Linked DNA regions of Mus musculus: all the other regions are linked to region 2. Evidence: chromatin loops called from intact Hi-C (ENCODE). Cell type or tissue: left cerebral cortex. All regions are shown on one strand.

What was found. A loop is a pair of places that touch in the nucleus more often than their neighbours do. Peaks named below come from ENCODE experiments on the same cell type or tissue, not always from the same donor. Only the 100,000 strongest peaks of a DNase experiment are listed, where the experiment ranks them.
Region 1: a loop joins it to region 2, with 2.2 times the contacts of the local background. A loop is called at or near these places in 4 of 42 quality-filtered maps.
Region 3: it touches region 2 in a loop (8-fold over the local background); 20 of 42 quality-filtered maps call a loop at or near these places.
Region 4: a loop joins it to region 2, with 2.6 times the contacts of the local background. A loop is called at or near these places in 4 of 42 quality-filtered maps.

The regions. Positions count from the first base shown.
Region 1 is chr9:62,039,089-62,041,588 of GRCm38, forward strand. No RefSeq gene overlaps it. Among named protein-coding and RNA genes, the nearest start is that of Paqr5, 14 kb to the left of the region's middle. In left cerebral cortex, a CTCF peak has its summit at 1,259 (motif pointing right); a DNase peak (open chromatin) is centred at 1,269; H3K4me3 peaks cover 192 bases.
Region 2 is chr9:61,946,910-61,949,409 of GRCm38, forward strand. No RefSeq gene overlaps it. Among named protein-coding and RNA genes, the nearest start is that of Kif23, 1.4 kb to the left of the region's middle. In left cerebral cortex, a CTCF peak has its summit at 1,276; a DNase peak (open chromatin) is centred at 1,303; H3K4me3 peaks cover 1,309 bases; H3K27ac peaks cover 913 bases.
Region 3 is chr9:62,243,126-62,245,625 of GRCm38, forward strand. It overlaps A730043L09Rik (RIKEN cDNA A730043L09 gene), which reads right to left and starts at 975. Exons shown (of 3, transcript NR_040769.1): 1 at 819-975; 2 at 563-676; 3 at 1-404. In left cerebral cortex, CTCF peaks have their summits at 1,387 (motif pointing left) and 1,588; a DNase peak (open chromatin) is centred at 1,356; H3K4me3 peaks cover 220 bases.
Region 4 is chr9:62,031,362-62,033,861 of GRCm38, forward strand. No RefSeq gene overlaps it. Among named protein-coding and RNA genes, the nearest start is that of Paqr5, 5.8 kb to the left of the region's middle. In left cerebral cortex, no CTCF peak of the experiment used is centred here; no DNase peak of the experiment used is centred here.

The sequences.
Region 1 (2,500 bases), 92 kb after region 2:
GCATAGTGAAGCCGATTCTAGGCTTCTGAGCCTCAGGACAAGAAAAGAATGAATTCATATTATTTTAGGTCACTATATTTGTGGCAATTTGTGATACCCACTGATATCAAGATAAGCAGGCCTTTACCTGGAAAGGCTCTTTGGAGACCCTGGCAGAGTCCCCTTGAGGGAAGTGAAAACTACATGCTGGCCTCTAAGTACAAAGGTTTTTATTTAGTAGGTGTGAGCTGGCAGGGAAGCTGTTCTTCTAACAGGCCCCTGAGATGCTGAGGCCCTGCGGCCACCACAACAAACCGTGTTGGGCTTCCAACTCCCCCACACTCACAGCTGTCTCCCAGTCCTGTTCACACACAGACTCGGGAGTTAACTTGTTAAATTGCAGGTTCACATGTTCACTGCCTAGCTCCTCTCAGAGAATGACAGGTCCCTGGAAGCAGGACCTTGGCTTTGGTAGGGTCCCCAGGTCTGAAACGGAGTCTCACCACATACAGCCAGTGAGCACCTGCAGCCACATTGACGAGTGAATCCTAGGTGCCGTTCCTGATGCCACAGACATGAATAAGCTCCCACGGGGGTGGAATGAGGTTGAGAAGAAAGGGGGATGAAAGGAGTCCTCGAGTCTTTCATCAGAAAAGGGCTGCAAAGGTGGAGGGGGAGAGCTTAGAGACAGCCCGGCTGCCAGAGCGCTGAAGACAGTCGTGGCCCCTGGAAAGTGGCAAGGAGGGAATCCTAAACACGGAAAGCCCTGGACAGGGCCCCGGGATGACAAGTTCTAGGTGGCAGACTGAATGATATCGGGTTGTAAAGACTCAGCTATGTAATTTTCCCTCTCTTGAGACACTGCAATAATTTACGAAACTAATGTGGGTATGTTTGAAAATATTTATGTCAAATCTGAAAAAGTGTAAAGAAACTGAAACTTGAGCTGAGCGTGGTGACACGTGCCTTTAATTCCAGCATTTGGGAGGCAGAGGCAGGAGGATTGTAGTGAAGCCAGACTGGTCTCCATAGTGATTTCCAGGCTAGCCAGGGCTGCCTTTAAAAAAAAAAAATCTTGGAGAGGCATTGGCTTGTTCTGCGTCTCCACGGAATGAGGTGTCTGCGGCAAGACGCTGGAAAGAACTTCCCTCTGCTCCGCCATAGGAAAGAAGGAGGAAAAAGAGCTGATCAGTTGATGAGGAGAGCAAGGAAGCACCCTCGTTTCTGTGCTTCCCCCAGCATCCTCCGAGTGACGCCTCCGTTCTCCCACTTAGCTCCGCTGAGCCTCCACTGCCCTGCAGGTGGCGCCCTCGTGACGGCTCACACAGTCGCTCTGCTACTGCGTTTTCCAGGGCTCCAAACTCTCCAGCCTTCAGCTCCAGATTGACTCAGAAACCTCTGGCCTGATTTGAAGCGGTCTTCCAACTCCACTCCGTTGAGTTAGGACCCTGCCCTCAGCACTTTTGCTAGGGTGAGACAGATCAAATCCAGAACTGACCCGCAGAGTAGAGACCACCCCCAACTCCCAAGCTCTTGCTTTCCCTTCCACCCTAAAACAATTCAAAACACAGCAGTCCCTCTTCTTTAGACTGTTAGATCAAGAAGCAGGCAAATGCTAATGGTTACTGCTACACTGAAGACACATGTGACCAGGAATTAGGGAAAGTATCTTAGAGGCGACAGGGCAGCTCACTGTTACAACTGCAGTTATTTCATTTATATAAAATATTTGCTAAATTTTAACCAATTTCTAAAAGTTAAATTGGGAAGCTCAGATTTAAATATTTTTTTATTTCAAGTTTTGACATTTACTACAGATAATTAGAATTTTTTCCATTTCCATCCAACAGATACTTATTATTTATTTACTTTGTTTGTTTGTTTGATTGAGACAAAGTTTGTCTGTGTACTCCTGGCTGGCCTGGAACTTGCTCTGTAAACAACTCAGAGATCTGCCTGCCTTTGCCTCCTGAATGCTGTGATTAAAGGCATGCACCACCACATCTGGCTAAGATATGCTTCAATAACTCAGGAAAAAAATCATTTCCACATACCATTTCTAAAGAATTTTTACACCTGATTTAATTTCCATGATGAAAGTGCATTTAAATGTTCTATTCTGAGTATAGCAAATTTTATTTTTTTTAAATATGTATATACATCTGGGGTGAGTGTGTGCGTGGGCGTATGCCTGTGGAGGTGGGAGGGCAACTCTTAGGAATTAGCTATCTTCTTCCACTGTGTAGAGACAGGCTCTCTCTTATTTCCACTGTAGAGTAGCCCAGACCAGGTGGCCAGTCAGCTTCCAGGCAGTCTTCCTGTTTCCACCCCCACCTCACTGTGGGTGCTGGGATTATAGATGGACACTACCACATCTAGCCTTTTCTTTTTAATCACTTATTTTGTGTGTATGAGCTTTTCAGCTGCATGTATGATCTGAACACCACTCATGTGCCTGGTGTCCAAGGAGGTTAGAAGAGGGCATCAGATGCCCTGGATCTGGCCTTACAGGTGGTTTGGG
Region 2 (2,500 bases):
GGAGGGCAGCGCTGGAGAAAAACCTGAGAGGGGAAATCCCGGCCCTTCCGCCCTTCCGTTCTGACGCAGAAGCTGAGATCTCCCAGTCTTTGTCCTGAGAACCTCTAAGGAAGTAAAGCCTTGGTCGGGCATGTTCTAATTTCAGGCTGGCCGCTGGCTACCACATCATCTTATTCATTTTATTGTATTTATATTTTATTTTTACCTTTACTTTTAGTTCTACGTTTACATTTTATCTTACTTTTGATATTTATTTTGAGACGAGAGTATCTTGTATCCCAGGCTGGCCTCACACTTACAGTGAGGACCCCAGAATGATCTTGAAGACTATACCAACTTGGCAGACAACCTGTTGTAAGTTCCTTTCTCTGGATTCTCCAGTTCTCTCTCTCTCTCTCTCTCTCTCTCTCTCTCTCTCTCTGTGTGTGTGTGTGTGTGTGTGTGTGTGTGTGTGTGTGTGTGTGTTTCATGGTGCTAGTGATCAAACCTAGAGCCTCACAATGTTAGGCAAAGGTGATACCACTAAGCCACACATCCTTAACCTTCAAATTCTTGATTTTGATGTTTCCTGGATATACAGAGATGCATAAAATCTACCCACTGCCCTTGTGCAACCACCGTTTACCCTTTGCCTTCTACAAGTTGATTCTTTCTCATTTAATCCCAGCCCCCATGCTGACGATTCCCCAGGGATGTAGCCACACCTGCGTTCTGTGACTCAAGCTCCACTTAGAACTTCCTTTAGGGCCAGCACTGATAAGGATAGCCAGTTTAATATCCATAGTTAATGTCCATATTACTGGACATTAGTCTTTCCAATATTTACTGTTGCAAACTGCTTCGATGAATAAACCTGAAAATGCATCCATGGATAAATTTCCAGAAGCAGATAGAAAGCTACCAGGCTTTGCCACCATCACTTTCCAAAACCGATCCATTTGACTGCACTCTCACCTATAAGTCACAGGTCTGGGAGAGCCCTAGGGTGGGTCATCGCCCTTTGCTTGAGACCCTCAGTGGGGCCCTGAGGCTAGTCTTCCTGTTCAGTTGCGTCACCTCTCACCTGTCCCAAGCCCAACGCTCATGCGTGGAACGTTTCTGCCCCCACACTCGAGTCTCTCTGCTGTCTCTCAGCCTTCCTTTCCTCGGAGAATGCCTCACCTTCTCTGGATCCCAGAGCCCCTGCCGCCCCTCACTGCACCGTTGATTTCAGCATCACCCCACGCGGTGCCCGGCCCCTGTTTACGGAGTCCTCTCCCAGCGTATCCTCTTCAGCCTCGCTAGATGGCACTGTTGCACGCTCGGTGCTTACCACTATGGGCATGGCCCTAAGCGTTGAAAGCGGTGGAGGCTCTCACTGAAGGACACTGGAGGGGCTCTCCCATGCTCCATCTGTAGCTTTGACTCATGCTGGGTTTTCTCTCTCTTGCTCCTGTCCATCCATAGTAAGGCTCTCTAACTCATTCGTTTTCTTTTCTTTTCTTTTTTCTTTCTTTCTTTCTTTTTTTTTTTTTTTTTTTTGGTTTTTGGTTTTTCGAGGCAGGGTTACTCTGTGTAGCCCTGGCTGTCCTGGAACTCACTCTGTAGACCAGGCTGGCCTCAGAAATTCACCTGTCTCTGCCTCCCAAGTGCTGGGATTAAAGGTGTGCACCACGCCCACCCTCCTACATGCCCTTTCTAACCACCCCCCCCCCCCCCCCCCCCGCTTAAAAAAAAGACAAAGGAAAAAAAGAGAGAGGGGGGGAGAAACTCACACACACACAGAAATCCACAAAAACACAAACTGGAGACCATCATATACACATAAAAGCTCAATAAAACAAACAAAAAATAACACACAAAAGTCCAATATGCCTTAACAAAGCAAAATGAAGCAAAAAGTCTACAAAAATATCATTGTTTTGTGTTGGCGGCCAGGCTACTGCCGGGCATGGGGGCCCTGCCCATAAGTGTGATTTGTGTACACAGTGGAGACTCCATTGGAGAAACTAACATTTCCTTTGCAAGCAGGTAACCAGGACAGACAGCCTCTTGGCTAGAGGTGAGAGCACTGGTACCCAACAGGCTTGTGCCCCTGCAAAGGTCCCTGTGAGTCCCTATGTGTGCCAGCCCTGTTGTGGCTAGAAAATTGAAGTCATCACACCCTCTGGCTCTTTCAAGCTACACACCCCGCTCAGCCCTGAGGCTGAGTTGAAGACATCACATTTAAGACTAAATGTTCTAAAATCTCTCACTCTCCCCATGTTATCCAGGGGTGGGTATCCGTGTTAGTTCCCATCAACCGTAAGAGGAAGCCTCTCTGTGGGCTGAGTGAGATGCTGGGCAGTCACTTTATTGCTATGTTCCCTTAGCAGAATAATAGAGAAGAGTATTTGGTTTTCTCTTAGGCCCATATCCTAGCCACTCTTAGGCTCTTGGCCACCGAAGCAGTATTGGGCATTGGATCCTACCGGATCCCACCAGATCCACCTTGTAAAGTGGGCCTTAACTGGGAGACCTT
Region 3 (2,500 bases), 300 kb after region 2:
AGGATAAGGAGCTCAGGTGAAAGCAGAGGGTGGGGAGATAGGGTACCCTTGGCAGCTACCTGGGACAGTTCCTAAAGATGGCGCTTTAATATCTGAACTGGAGCCAGACTGTTGGATGCTCACTGCATCCCTGTGATTGGGGGCCACGGGAGAAGGAAACCCTGAGTAGGGTATGGTCACCGGGCTGGGCCCCCCCCCCATGGGTGAGAGAATCATGTAGGAGTGGGAAAGAGGGGGACGGAGAAAAGGGAAAGGGGGGAGGGCATGTGGAGGTCAGAGAACAGTCCTAAGCAGCTGGTTCTCTCTTTCCACCATCTGGGTCCTGGAGTGGCACTCTGGTCGTCAGTGTTGGTGGCGAGTACCTTCATCTGCTGAGCCATCTCTCTGGCCCGTCATTTATTTTTCTGTCACGTGAACAGGCATGTCAGATAGTCTTTTTTAAACATAATGTTCTATTGGGGTTTCTTTTTTTAAAAAAATATACCTTTTGCCACAAAAACATCAATTTTTTTTTTTTTTTTGAGGAAGGATCTCATGTAGCCCACTCTGACCTTGAACTCACCACGGCGCTGAGACTGGCCTTCCATTTCTGATTCTTCTGCCTTCATATCCACACGTGCTGGATTACAGGCGTGGGCTTCGACGTCTGCACCCGACACACATCGATTTGTTCACTCTGTGGATGGTAAAGTGATGGCTCAGAGAGGCACATCTCCAAGCACAGCACAGCAGAAACTATGTCAGTCCAGTGACCCGACTGCTGACCAGGTGTTTGCACAGGGACAATCTCTGCTGCTGTCCCTAACACCGCCCCCCACCTTTTCAGTCTTGTCTGCCAGGCTAGTGACACTTCTCAGTAAAGCTTGTGTGACCTCTCCTCCCATCAGTGTCCTCTGGCTCCCAGCGCATTAACAAACGGCACTTGTGCACCTAACGGTTGGTTTTGCTAATGCCTGCTGTCTCTCAGAGCAGAATGGCTCTGGCAGCGTCACTCCGCCCGCTGTGTTTGCACTCCTGGTCTCCAGATCCCAGCTGACAACTTGATGTGCTGCACTCCTTTCCAGAGCTCGTACGTTTCAGTACTCCCGTGCTCCAGTGACACTCTCAGCCAGCTTAGGCCTGTCCACCTCACGCGTGCTAGGTCTCCGGCACCACAGGTCAGACCCTGGGAAGTTCACAGCTTACAGAGAAGAAGGACAGATACCCACAGATGGTCAGAGACTGAGCCTGGAGGTGCTGCCTGAAGCAGAGAGTCTGTAACAGGGTGCGTCCTCCAGGCCCTCTTTCATTCCATTTAAACCCTTTAGGAACGATCCTGCCTCCGGGTGAAGTGAAGTGAAGCCTCCGGAGATTCCCTGGTTCTACAGCGCCCTCTTGTGGACAACTGGAGTCTGCCTATAGAGAAAGCAAAGGGCACTTTCGATTAGTCATGGGGGACAGAAGGACACTCAATTCTTCCGACCAAGTTCTTTCACCTATGACCAGTGTCTTAGCTCCTTTCCGGGTTAGTTGTATGTCAACTTGACACAGACTTCATTCATCTGGGAAGAGAGACTTGCACTAGCAAAGTGCCCTGTGATATTAGCCTATACATAATCCTATGGGGCATTTTCTTGATTAATGATTAATGTGGGAGGACCCAGCCCTCTGTGGGTTATGCCGCCCCTGGGCTAGAGGTCCTGGATTGTATTAAAAATAATGGGCTGAGCAGGCTGTGGGGAGCAAGCCAGAAAGCAGCCCTCCTCCACAGGCTGTGCTTCAGTCCCTGCCTCTTGTCCCTGCCCTGACTTCCTTTGGTGACTGACACACTACAATGTAGAACTGTAAGATGAAATAAACCCTTTCCCTCCCAAAGTGCTTTATTACAGCAACAGGCGCATAACTAGATGGTTGTTTTCCAGTTCGTTGATAGAAAAGACCCTGGCAAAGACAACTTGAAGAAGGATGGGTTTATTCTGACTCCCAGTTTGAGGTCCAGCCCATCACAGCAGGGGAGAAAATTCCCATAGGGGGGAACCTGAAGCAGAGGCTCAAACTGAATATTCAGTCCAAGAGCAGAGTGCACCTGCAGCTTTCGGGGAGTCTCCTGACTCCATCTCTTGTCTTGCCCTAAGGCAACTGGGATTACAGACATGTGCTATCATGTCTGCCTTTGTGTGGGCTCTAGGGGGTCCAAATTTGGAACCTCATACACATGTGGCAAGTGCTTTTACCCACTGTCCCACCTTCGATTACTGGAGACTGTGGGGAAGGCCCTAGCACCAGGCCTGGCCCCAGCTCCAACAGGCGAAGCTTCGTGCGAGTGAGCCCCTCTTTTCCAACCACCTTCACTGGAACAACCAGGGCATGTGATTAGCCTCGGTCCCAGTGGAAAAGACTGACGAGGAGAGGTTGTCAGGGTGGCTACGTCCCAGGTGGCTGGATTCTTAGGTATGTAAACCAGATGACTGGATGCAGAAAGGTATTGTCTGCATCTCGCTTCTCAGAAGATCAATGAGGC
Region 4 (2,500 bases), 84 kb after region 2:
GCTGACATGCCTAGAAATGGTTTAGACCAGAGACACTTGGAAAGGAACACTGCCCAGCCCTTTGAACTGCCTGTAGGCTATGCAGTGAGCCTCAGGTTCCTGGCTTTTGTGAGGTGTGCATCCATGTCAGGAAAGGCCTCAGTAATGAAGCTCTCTTTGAATCGTTCCTGTAAGTAACTCCTCACTTATACTCCTATAAGTAACCCTAATAAAACTTAGGGTTTACCAAGACCACCTTGGTGGTCTGCCGTGATATCCCTGTCTGGGGTGAGTAGATGTGTGTATTGTGTCTCCCCAGGAAACGGTCCATCACACAACACAGTGTGGTCATGGCTATCTGAACAGTACCAGTTGTACCCCTTTTCTGATAATATCTATCTTAAGGGCTCCCTCTGGAAAGCCCCTTTCTTCCAGAAAAGGGGCTTAGAGCAAGCTATGCTTCTCTCTGCTAGTCCTCCCCATGCCTCAGCCAAGTTTCTGCAGTCCAGGACCTGGAAGCCATTTGCCTTGCGTTTGTGTTGTGTTTTGAGAGCACAGAACATCAGGCTAACCCTTTGAGGTAGGGGCACAGTGGCTAGAAGTCCCTCCCCATGCATGGATCATGTCCTGACTTCAGTCCTTAGAGAAGTGGAGCATGAAAGACTGGCTCTTGATGAGTGTGTGTGGTTGGGAGAAGGTTCTGGAAGGGGAAGAGGAAACCTCCACTTGGCCAGGGCTCAGGCCCCTGCCTCACCAAGAAGAAACTTCAAGAGTTCATCTTCTTAGGTATCCAAAGGAAGCCCCAGACCTGCTCTGTGCTTGGAAGTTTCCTAGGCCCAGTGTCTATCAGAACTAGAATGGGGCAGGGGAGGAGGGGGGTGCTGGGAAGATGGCTCAGTGGTACACTGTTTGCCACATTGTGGGGAGAACTGGATCTCACATAAAAGCTGGCTGCGTGAGCCCTCCTTCAATCCCAGAACAGCCCAGAGCAAGCAGCTAGCAGACGTAGTGGTTTGAATGAAAATGGCTCCCATAGGCTTATAGGGCGTGGCATTATTTGAAAGGATTAGGACATGTGGCCTTGTTGGAGTGGGTGTGGCTTCACTGGAGGAAGTGTGTCACTTTAGGGGTGGGCTTTGAGTTTCAGAAGCTCAAGCCAGGCCCAGTGGCTCACTCTCCTTCCTGCTGCCTGCTGATCCAGATGTAGAACTCTCAGCTACCTCTCCAGCACCATGTTTACCTGCCAGGACAATAATGAACTAAACTTCTGAACCATAAGCCAGCCCCAGTGAAATGCTTTCCTTTATAAGAGTTGCTGTGGTCATGGTGTCTCTTTATAGCCATAGAACACTAAGACACTGCACCAGGTAACAGGTAAGATCTAATTCAAGTGAGAGACCCTGATCAAGGAAGACACCATACATTAACTTTGGGTGTTAGCATGCACAGACTTATTCATGTACCGACCATCACTCATGGGCTCATATACATATACATATACATATACATATACATATACATATACATATACATATACATATAGATAAGCACATACCTGTAAAACACACACACACACATGAAACACAGCCAGAGTGCCCTCAGGGCCCATCTAATGTGAAGAATAAGATGGTCCAAGAGCAACAGAAAAGTGCTGAAGAGCCTAGTAGCCTTGTGTTGTCCAGACCTGTCTGACACCCCAGCCTGCCACTCCCAGGCACTGGCTTTACATCAGGCAAGATCTTACTTGACTCTCTTGGGCAGCCCCTGTTTGTAGGGGAGAGCCAGGGTCCAGGGTCCAAGCTATACTTAGCATGGAGAGATCTGCTTTATAGAGGTGGGGGCTTCTTTGACAAGACTTGCGGGGAGAAGCTCAGCTATTTGAACAAGGCTTTAGTTCTCCCTCTCCTTGAAAGCACCCTGGCTACCCTTTAGAAATTGCTTTCTCTTATTAGCCTAAAAGTGTTCCTGCCCTTGCATCCCCAAATCCCTTGTACTAGCTCATTTTGTCTTTATTATCATAAAATACTCAGGGTTGGGTAGTTTATAAAGTAAAGAGGTTAAAATAGCTAACGGTTTTGGAGGTTGAAAGTCCAAGATTAGGCAGTTCCATTGAGTTGACATCAGGTGAAGCCTCGTGGCAAATGACATCAAGATGGTGGGTATGAGGCCAACGATCCCACGGTAAGATGGAAAGCAGGAGGGCAGCCAAGGATCAGGCTCATTCTTGTAATAACCACTCTCTCAGCAACTAACCAGGGTCCCAACATTGATCTGTTTTGAGGGAGGCACTGCCAATGACCTTGTGACCTTGCAGGAGGCTCTACCTCCTAAAGGTCCCATAACTTCCCAACACTGCCACATAGACTTAGCAGGCCCAGCTACTGAGTCTCTTACATACAAACCTCATCCAAACTGTAGTGTGCCCTCCCAGAAGAGCGTCACACCAGTCCAGCAATACCACTTCAGCCTTTTTAAAACCTCCTCTTACAGTTTTTGTTGTTGTTTTTAAGTCTTGAGACCA